2 separate regions of the Homo sapiens genome follow, and region 1 is linked to region 2. Evidence: read pairs that join two places in POLR2A ChIA-PET (ENCODE). Cell type or tissue: B cell. All regions are shown on one strand. Links, peaks and the distances in the headings refer to the core of each region. The heading gives the core; the rest is flanking DNA.

Evidence for each region. Peaks named below come from ENCODE experiments on the same cell type or tissue, not always from the same donor. Only the 100,000 strongest peaks of a DNase experiment are listed, where the experiment ranks them.
Region 1: POLR2A ChIA-PET joins it to region 2 with 5 read pairs; 4 of 35 experiments call an interaction of 5 or more read pairs at or near these places.

Annotation. Positions count from the first base shown.
Region 1 is chr1:33,058,890-33,063,272 of GRCh38, reverse strand. LOC124903969 (a long non-coding RNA gene) reads right to left here. Exons shown (of 2, transcript XR_007065697.1): 2 at 4,367-4,383. Among named protein-coding and RNA genes, the nearest start is that of AZIN2, 20 kb to the left of the region's middle. In B cell, for the core only: no CTCF peak of the experiment used is centred there; no DNase peak of the experiment used is centred there.
Region 2 is chr1:32,899,391-32,903,773 of GRCh38, reverse strand. TMEM54 (transmembrane protein 54) reads left to right here and starts at 2,385. Exons shown (of 6, transcript NM_033504.4): 1 at 2,385-2,551. The coding sequence starts at 2,536. It overlaps LOC105378632 (a long non-coding RNA gene), which reads left to right and starts at 574. Exons shown (of 3, transcript XR_947161.3): 1 at 574-667; 2 at 942-1,104; 3 at 1,847-2,117. RefSeq lists a silencer at 2,256-2,395. In B cell, for the core only: no CTCF peak of the experiment used is centred there; DNase peaks (open chromatin) are centred at 2,032 and 2,443; H3K4me3 peaks cover 932 bases; H3K27me3 peaks cover 2,996 bases.

The sequences.
Region 1 (4,383 bases), core at 283-4,282, 160 kb before region 2:
TTAAGCTCCCTAAGGACAGGAATCTTTGAACTTTTTGTTTACTGATATATCCCAAGCCCTTAAAGCAGTGCTTGGCACACAGCAGATGGTCCATAAATACCTATTGAATGAATAAATAAATGGGGTAACCCAGGGTCATAGCGAGTAAGTGGCATGGTGCTTTCATCAGACCCTATCATGGGTCAGCTACTGCTCTCAGAGCTCTTCTGTGACATCCTCTCGGGCTGCCTAGGTTCTCAATGGGCCCATCTATGACACTGCTTTATGTAGCCTCTAGCCATTGTGGGGTTGACCCAAAACAAAATTATGAGCTCTCAATTTTGCCATTGTTACCTCTGATGTTTCTTTTTTCTTTTTGAGACAGAATCTCCCTCTGTTGCCCAGGCTGGAGTGCAATGGTGCAATCTTGGCTCACTGCAACGTCCACCTCCTGGGTTCAAGCAATTTTTCTTCCGCAGCCTCCTGAGTAGCTGGGGTTACAGGCACATGCCACCATTCCCAGCTAATTTTTGCTTTTTGGGTGTTTTTTTTTGAGACGGAGTTTCACTCTTGTTGCCCAGGCTGGAGTGCAATGGTGCAATCTTGGCTCACCTAAACCTCCACCTCCTGGGTTCAAGTGGCTCTCAGCAACCCCCCACACACACCCTTATCCTCCAATCTACCCTGAACCCCAGCCACTGCCTCCTAGGCCAGGTTCCTTGATGTGCACATCTCTGATTGGCCAGACCTGGGGCTTCAGCCCCTTGCCCAAGATGAGATCAGCCCCATTCTTACCATATGGAATGAGAGCGGGGAAGGTATGGTTCTCTAGTAGAAAAGTGGGGTGTTGTAACATGAAAAGGGGGAATGAATTCTAGCCAGGAAAAAAATGCCAATGGATTCGCTTATTCTCCTGCCTCAGCCTCCCAGGTAGCTGGAATTACAGGCATGTGCCACCACGCCTGGCTAATAATTTTTGTATTTTTTTAGTAGAGATGGGGTTTCACCATGTTGGCCAGGCTGGTCTTGAACCCCTGACCTTGTGATCTGCCCGCCTCGGCCTCTGAAAGTGCTGGGATTACAGGTGTGTGCCACTGCTCCCAGCCTGATATCCCTTTTTCACTGCTTTCCCCACTCCAAAACCACTCTTTGCCCTAATGTTTCTCCCACATGGCAACTATTTCCATCTCATATGGCAAGGGGCAGGGCAAAGTGGTGCAAAAACACTGGGCAGGGAGTCCTTAGAAAGGACCCACTTCCCTCTTTGGGTCTCAGTTCCCCACTCTGAGATTCCCATGATCTCTGAGACTCTTGGTGACTCTGATAGCATCTGCCAGTCTAATACCTTTATACATTGACCTAGGGAGTCTGGGTTGAGATTTGTGGACTTTTCCCTGATAGCAGAATGTGTGGCTCATTCTCCCATGAAAAGCATCACAGGGAATAGATGAAAAAAGTGTTTTCAAGTCTATGGTTACTGCTTCCCTGCCTCTGGGTTTGAGAACTAGACAAATCTGGATTTCTATCTAAAGCTGCCACATCACTTAGTAGTTCTATGACCCTGCCAACTTGCTTCAGCTTTCTGAGTCTCAGTTTTCTCCACTGTAAGATAGGTTTAATAATATCTTCTCCAGAGGGTTGTTGGAAGGAGCAAATAAAAAGATGCATGCAAAGCACTTTGCCTATTACCTGGGACACAGAAAGTTCCAAAAATAGCAGCTGTTATTAGCACCTGTCTTAATCCATTTTCTGTTGCTTATAACAGAATCCCTGAACCTGGGTAATTTATAAAGGAAAGGAATTTATTTCTTAGAGTTATGGAGGCTGTTAAGTCCAAGGTGGAGGAGCTGCATCTGATGAGGACCTTTCTGCTGGTGGGGACTCTCTGCAGAGTCTCAATATGGTACAGGGCATCACATGATGAGGGGGCTGAGCAAGCCAGCTCAGGTATCTCTTCCTTTTCTTATGAAGCCACCAGTTCCATTTCCTGATAACCCATTACTCCATCAATCCATTAATCCATGAATGAATTAATCCATTCATTAGGGCAGAGGCCTCATGACCCAATCACCTGTCAAAGGTCCCACCTCTCAATACTGCCACACTGGGGACTAACCTTAACACGAGTTTTGGAGGGGACAAACATTCAAACCATGGCAGCATCTGAGCCCTGAGTGGATTCCTGCTGCAGCTGTGGCCACATGGTCAGGGAGCATTTCTGGAGTCCTCTCTGCATAGTAAGTGTGGGCCTGAGCCCTGTGTGCAGCTGCTGTGGGGCTGGTTTGGTGGGCGGTGTCTGCGGCTATTTTGGAGACACCAGTTCCTATTGTCTAGACAGAGTTCCCTAAGGCCATCATCTCCCCAGCATAGAGGCTGAGCCCAGAAGTCTGAGTCATAGAAAGCACTTGAAAGTCCCTGGGAAAGCCATCTGGGCCAGGAGCACTTAGAATATTTTTCCCTACATGTTTCTTTTATTGAAATATTATATTCATCTTTTATTGCTGCATAACAACTCAAAACTTAGTAGCTTAAAACAACAAACATTGATTATGTCACCCAGTTTCTGAAGGTCAGGAATTAGGAGGCAGCTTAGCCATGTGGTCTGGCTCAGGGTCTCCCATGAGTTTGTGGTCAAGCAGACAGCTAGGGCTGCCAACATCTGAAGGCTTTAACTGGAGCTGAAGAATCCACTTGCAAGCTCACTTACATAGCTGTTGACAGGAGGCTTTAGTTTCTTGCCCCTCGGATTTTTTCATAGGGATGCCCAACACATGGGTTCTCCAGAATAAGTGACCTGAGGGAAAGGGAGATTGAGACCAAGACAGAACTGCAGTGTCTTTTTTTTTTTTGAAATGGAGTTTCACTCTTGTCTCCCAGGTTAGAGTGCAATGGTGCGATCTCAGCTTATGGCAACCTCCACCTCCCAGGTTCAAGCGATTCTCCTGCCTCAGCCTCCCGAGTAGCTGGGATTACAGGCACCTACCACCATACCTGGCTAATTTTTTTGTATGTTTAGTAGAGATGGGGTTTTGCCATGTTGGCCAGGCTAGTCTTGAACTCCTGACCTCAGGTGATCCACACGCCTCAGACTCCCAAAGTGCTGGGATTACAGGTGTGAGCCACCACGCCCGCCCTGCAGTGTCTTTTATAACTAATCTCAGAAGTGACACCCCATTACTTCTGCCAAATAGACCAACCTGATACAGCGTGGGAGGGGATAATACAAGGGCATGCACACCAGTAGGCAGGAGTCTTTGGGGGCTCTTTGAGGTTTTTTGTTTCTTTGTTTTGAGACAGAGTCTCGCTTTGTCACCCAGCCTAGAGTGCACTGGTGTGATCTCGGCTCACTGCAACCTTCCAGGTTCAAGCGATTCTCCTGCCTCAGCCTCCTGAGTAGCTGGGACTACAGGCGCACACCATCATGCCCAGCTAACTTTTTTGTATTTTTGGTAGAGATAGGGTTTCACCATGTTGGCCAGGCTGGTCTTAAACTCCCGACCTCAAGTGATCCGCGCACCTTGGCCTCCCAAAGTGCTGGGATTACAGGTGTGAACCACCATGCCTGCCTGGGGAATCTTTTGAATGCCACCTGCCATGGACATAATTCACATATGATGAAATTCACAGATCTTAGGCGTACAGTTTTATCAGTTTTAACAACGGAATATGTTTTTTTTTCGAGATGAAGTCTTGCTTGCTCTGTCGCCAGGCTGGAGTGCAGTGGCTTGATCTTGGTTCACTATAACCTCCCCTTCCCGGGTTCAAGCAATTTTCCTGCCTCAGCCTCCTGAGTAGCTGGGATTACAGGAGTGCACCACCGCATCCGGCTAAATTTTGTATTCTTAGTAGAGACAGGGTTTCACCATGTTGGCCAGGCTGGTTTCGAACTCTTGACCTCGTGATCCGCCCACCTCAGCCTCCCAAAGTGCTGGAATTACAGGCGTGAGCCACCACGCCCAGCCCAACAATCAAATATTCTAATATAACCCATATTCCTATCAAGGTTTTGAACATTTTCATTATGTCAGAACATTCTCTCATCCCCTTCCCAGTCAATTCCCCCTCACTCCAAGTAACTACTGACCTTATTTCCATCTCTATATAATCCACAGTTTTGCCTGGTCTAGAATGTGATAACATTGGAATCATAGAGTATGTACTCTTTTGTGTCCAGCTTCTTTTGTTCTGCATAATGATTTGAGATTCATCTATGTTGTTGTGTATCAATGGTTCATTTCTTTTGATTGTTAAGTTAGGCACTCCCACCTTTGTGTGGTTCTCACCCTTATTAAATGTGCCCTGTAACATGACATCTGGCAGTTAACTCTTCATTTCTACTTCTACTAGACTGTGACCTACTAGACTGTGACCAACTCAAGGACAGAGGTTGTATGTATCTCATTT
Region 2 (4,383 bases), core at 148-4,147:
CCACCTGCCTTGGCCTCCCAAAGTGCTGGGATTACAGGCATGAGCCACTGCGCCAGGCCGGCCCTTCCTTTCTTTTCAACAAAACCAAGGCATGAATTCATTCTAATACTCCAACTTCAACCATACAGCCATGTGTAAAACAAAAAGCAAAATCCTTCCCGTCACTCTCCTGCATCGCTCTTGGTTATCACTTTGGTGCCATTGCTTGCTATTAGGAACAGTTTGTCCACAAACACCATTAGATGCATGCATATCTTTGCACTCTGGTGCGTAGGATAAAGATCTACAAATGGAATTTCTGGGCCACAGTTACAAGTGTCTGAACATTTTTTTTTTTTTTTGAGACGGAGTCTCACTCTGTCACCCAGGCTGGAGTGTAATGGCCCGATCTCGGCTCACTGCAAGCTCCACCTCCCAGGTTCACGCCATTCTCCTGCCTCAGCCTCCTGAGTAGCTGAGACTACAGGCGCCCGTCAACACGCCGGCTAATTTTTTTTTTTTTTTTTTTTTTTTTGTATTTTTAGTAGAGACGGGGTTTCATCGTGTTAGCCAGGATGGTCTCGATCTCCTGACCTCGTGATCCGCCCACCTTGGCCTCCCAAAGTGTTGGGATTACAGGCATGAGCCACCGCACCCGGCCACAAGTGTCTGAACATTTATAATATGAGTAAGTACTACCCAAATTGCCCTACTAAAAGATTGTCTGAGGACATCAACATTCCGATGCCAGCCCGATGTCTTCATAAACTGCCCCCATCTTCCCTTCCACCTGACAAATATGTCTCCCCACCCGGAATTCCCTGCACATTATCCCCCTTCAGACAGCAGGTGACAGGGAAGCAGCTCTGCTGGGGGGTTACCAGATGGGATGCCCCGGGGGGCTTCCTAGGAGAAATGGCTCCACTTCCTCCCATGGTGTTAATGCGTTCTCCAAACTCCAGAGGCTCTACATCTGACCCAACTGCCCAACACACACAGCGCCGCAGGTGTCAGCACAGGTGTGCAGAAAGACACACAGACAGTGGACAGCCCCCAGGACAGGCTCCAACCAAGCACCCAGAGACAGCCAGCCAGCCCCTGACCTCTGGGACACTGCCCAGTGGGGTAAGTGGGGCAAGCTGTGAACAGATGTTGCCCAGTTCCCATAGTAAGTGCCTCCAAGGACCGAAAGAGCCCAGGGAGGTGGCCACGGTGTGGCCACTCTACAGAACTTGGGCACAGAGACCCAAGGGGATTCCAGGCTCCTGCCTACTCCACCACTTCCAGCTGGTGGTCTTGGGTGAGTGGTCTGTGGTCTCTGAGCCCAAAGGTGCAGGAATGGTACCTATGCCAAAGGGATGCTGAGACTAACAAGGGACCTCACTGGGGTCCATCCTGACACATTAAAGGGCTCAGCAACCCAGAGCAGTACTAATAAAGCTCCTACTATGTGCTCTTGCTAGGTCTACACTTTGTCCATACAGACAGTCTGGAGAGTTTCCAAAGCGTGTTGTTGTTGTTTTGTTGTTTTGAGATGGAGTGGCGAGATCTCAGCTCACTGTAACCTCTGCCTCCCGGGTTCAAGCGATTCTCCTGCCTCAGCCTCCAGAGTAGCTGGGATTACAGGCTTGCCCCACCACATCCGGCTAATTTTTGTATTTTTAGTAGAGACGGGGCGGGGGGGGGGGTGCGGGGGTGTTTCACCATGATGGCCAGGCAGGTCTCGAACTCCTGACCTCAGGTGATCTGCTTGCCTAGGCCTTCCAAAGTGCTGAGATTACAGGCATGAGCCGCCGCGCCCGGCCGAAAGCGCTTTCTTACCTAATTTTTGTATCCTATTTTGTCTCACCACGACCTTCGGGGACAGGAATTATCCCTGATTTTCCAAGGACGGAACTGAAGGCCCTCCCGACTAAGAAGGAGACTTAAAGCGCCTTTTTCAGCGTGGAAGACAAGACTCGCGGGCGCTAAAGGCAAGCGCAGAGAGGGGAGGCGATTTGCCTGAGGTCACACAGCAGGCAGGGGCAGACCCCAATCCCCAGCAGCTCTTTCACTGCCCCTGCTGCCCCTCTCCGTCCCAGCCTTGGGCCCGGGGGCTTTCCGCCCAAGAGCCACACCCAAGTCACGGTAACCACAGCTACGCCGGCAACCCCCAACTTGCCGCGGGCCCGCGCGGGGCGGCTCCTCAGAGCCTCAGTTTCCCTTTCTAGAGCGGGCCCGCCGCCGCCGGTGGGCTGAGGGAGGGCGGCTCGGCGCCGGGCGGGCCGGGCGGGGCGGCGCCTGACTCAGCGGGCGGGCCATGGGCTGCTCAGCCGGTCCGACCGGCCGGGAGGGGCACGAGCCGCGGGGGCGCTGCGGGGCCGGGCGGCCCGGGGGGTGACGGGAAGGGAGGCCGGTCCGGCGCCGCCCAGCCCCGGGCTCCGGGCGGGAAGTGGGCGAGCGCGACGGTGCGGGGCGCGCGGGCGACGGGCCAGCGGGATGGGAGCAGGGTCCCCCGGCGGCCCGCAGCCTCGGGAGCCGCGCTGAAGCCGGGGGCGGGACCAGCGCGGAGCCGACATGTGTCTGCGCCTCGGTGAGCGACTGGGGGCGCGCGGGAGGCCCCGAACCACCCCAACCCTCCCACAGGAGCGGAGCACTGAGCCCGGAACCCGAGCCCCCAGGGGGCCAGGCCACCTGCTCTGCCTCTAACTTACTACGAGGCCGGGGTCGGGTCACTTTCCTCTCTGGGCCTCAGTTTCCCCAGCAGTGAAATGGAGGGGAGGAGCGCTGCGGGTGTCTTCTCGATGTGGCTGTAGCGTCTCTTACCCTCGCCCTCTCTTGCCTTTCCTGCGGAGGCGCACGACTGCCCTCGGGGACCCCCGGGTGGGCGGCAGAGGAGACGCTGGAGAGAGCAGCCCCATCTTACCCAGAAGGGACCCCGGGGCCAGGCCTCAGCTTCCCCACCCTTACAAGGGGCTCCCACTTACATACTCTCCACTCTCCCGAGGCCAGGAAGGAAAGCCGTGGGCAAAAAGGATCAGCAGCGGGGGAGCGGGACTAATGTGCCCCCTCCTTCCACTGCCTGGGCACGGTGATGCTGCTTGTGGGCAGCAGAGTCCTGGGGCATCCCCGCTGTCTAGCCGAGAGACCTTGTGAGCCTCAGTTTCTTTGTCTGTAAGAGGGGGACAGTAGTTCCCACCTCCTAGGACTACTATGAGGATGAGGGCAGCTTCTAAGAGTAAAGCGCTTAGCACCTTGCCGGCTGCGCTGCTATGCGCTCCCACAGTGGTAAGACAAATGAAGCCAGCTGGGCTTCATCTGGGAGGCAGCACTCTGGGAGGCCGAGGCAGGCGGATCGCTTGAGTCCAGGAGAGACTAGCCTGGCCAACATAGTGAAATCCGTCTCTACAAAAAATTTAAATAAAGAAAAAAAAATTTAGCCCGGCTACTCAGGAGGCTGAGGTGGAAGGATCACCTGAGCCCAGGAGGCAGAGGTTTCAGTGAGCCACGATCAGGCCAGTGCACTCCAGCCTGGGCTACAGAGTAAGACCCTGTCTCAATCAATTTAATTTAAAAAGTCAAGGACTGCTCCAGGCTCAGTCCAGTGCTCCAGGCACAGCCCCATGCTGGCACCGTGCCTCCTCTTTGACCAAAGTCTTGGTCCTGGGATGCTGTTGTTATTGAGTCCAGCCCTCAGCTGGAAGGTAGACACCGAGCTCCCAGGTAGGTGGGTGGAGGGGGTGAGGTGGGTCAGGCTCCTGCGCTGAAGCTGCCATGCCCCTTCCTGCTTGGCTGGCAGTCCATCTTCACAATGCTATTCCAGTCTCATGGTGCCTGTCCAGCCCATCGTCTGCCCTCTGCTTCTGCTAGACCTGGTTCAGCTCCAGAGGGTCCTGCAGTCTCCAGGGGTCTCAGACACTGGCTGGACCAATGCCTCCCCATTTTATAGATGTGGAACTTGGGGCCCAGAGGGGAGGGGCTGGTGCATGGTCACACAGCAAGTCTGTGACTGAATAGCCCCATCCCTTCCTGCTCCCTGGGGACTGTCTCTTGGCACAGCTTCAGACAGATGTCCCAGAGCGTCCAGTGTAGAGATTTCATTTTTTTTAGACGGGGTCTCTGGCTCTGTAGCCCAGGCTGGAGTGCAATGGCACGATTATAGCTCACTGTGGCCTCCACTTCCTGGGCTCAGAAGATCCTTCTGCCTCAGCCTCCTGAATAACTGGGACTAGAGGCATGCACCACCATGCCTGCCTAATTTTTTATTTTTATCTTTTTGGTAGAGATGGGATCTTGCTATGTTCATCAGGCTGGTCTTGAACTCCTGGCTTTAAGTGATTCTCCCACCTTGCCCTCCCAAAGTGCTGGGATTAGAGGCATGACCACTGTGCCCAGCCTCTTTTTTTCTTTTTTTTTTTTTTTTTC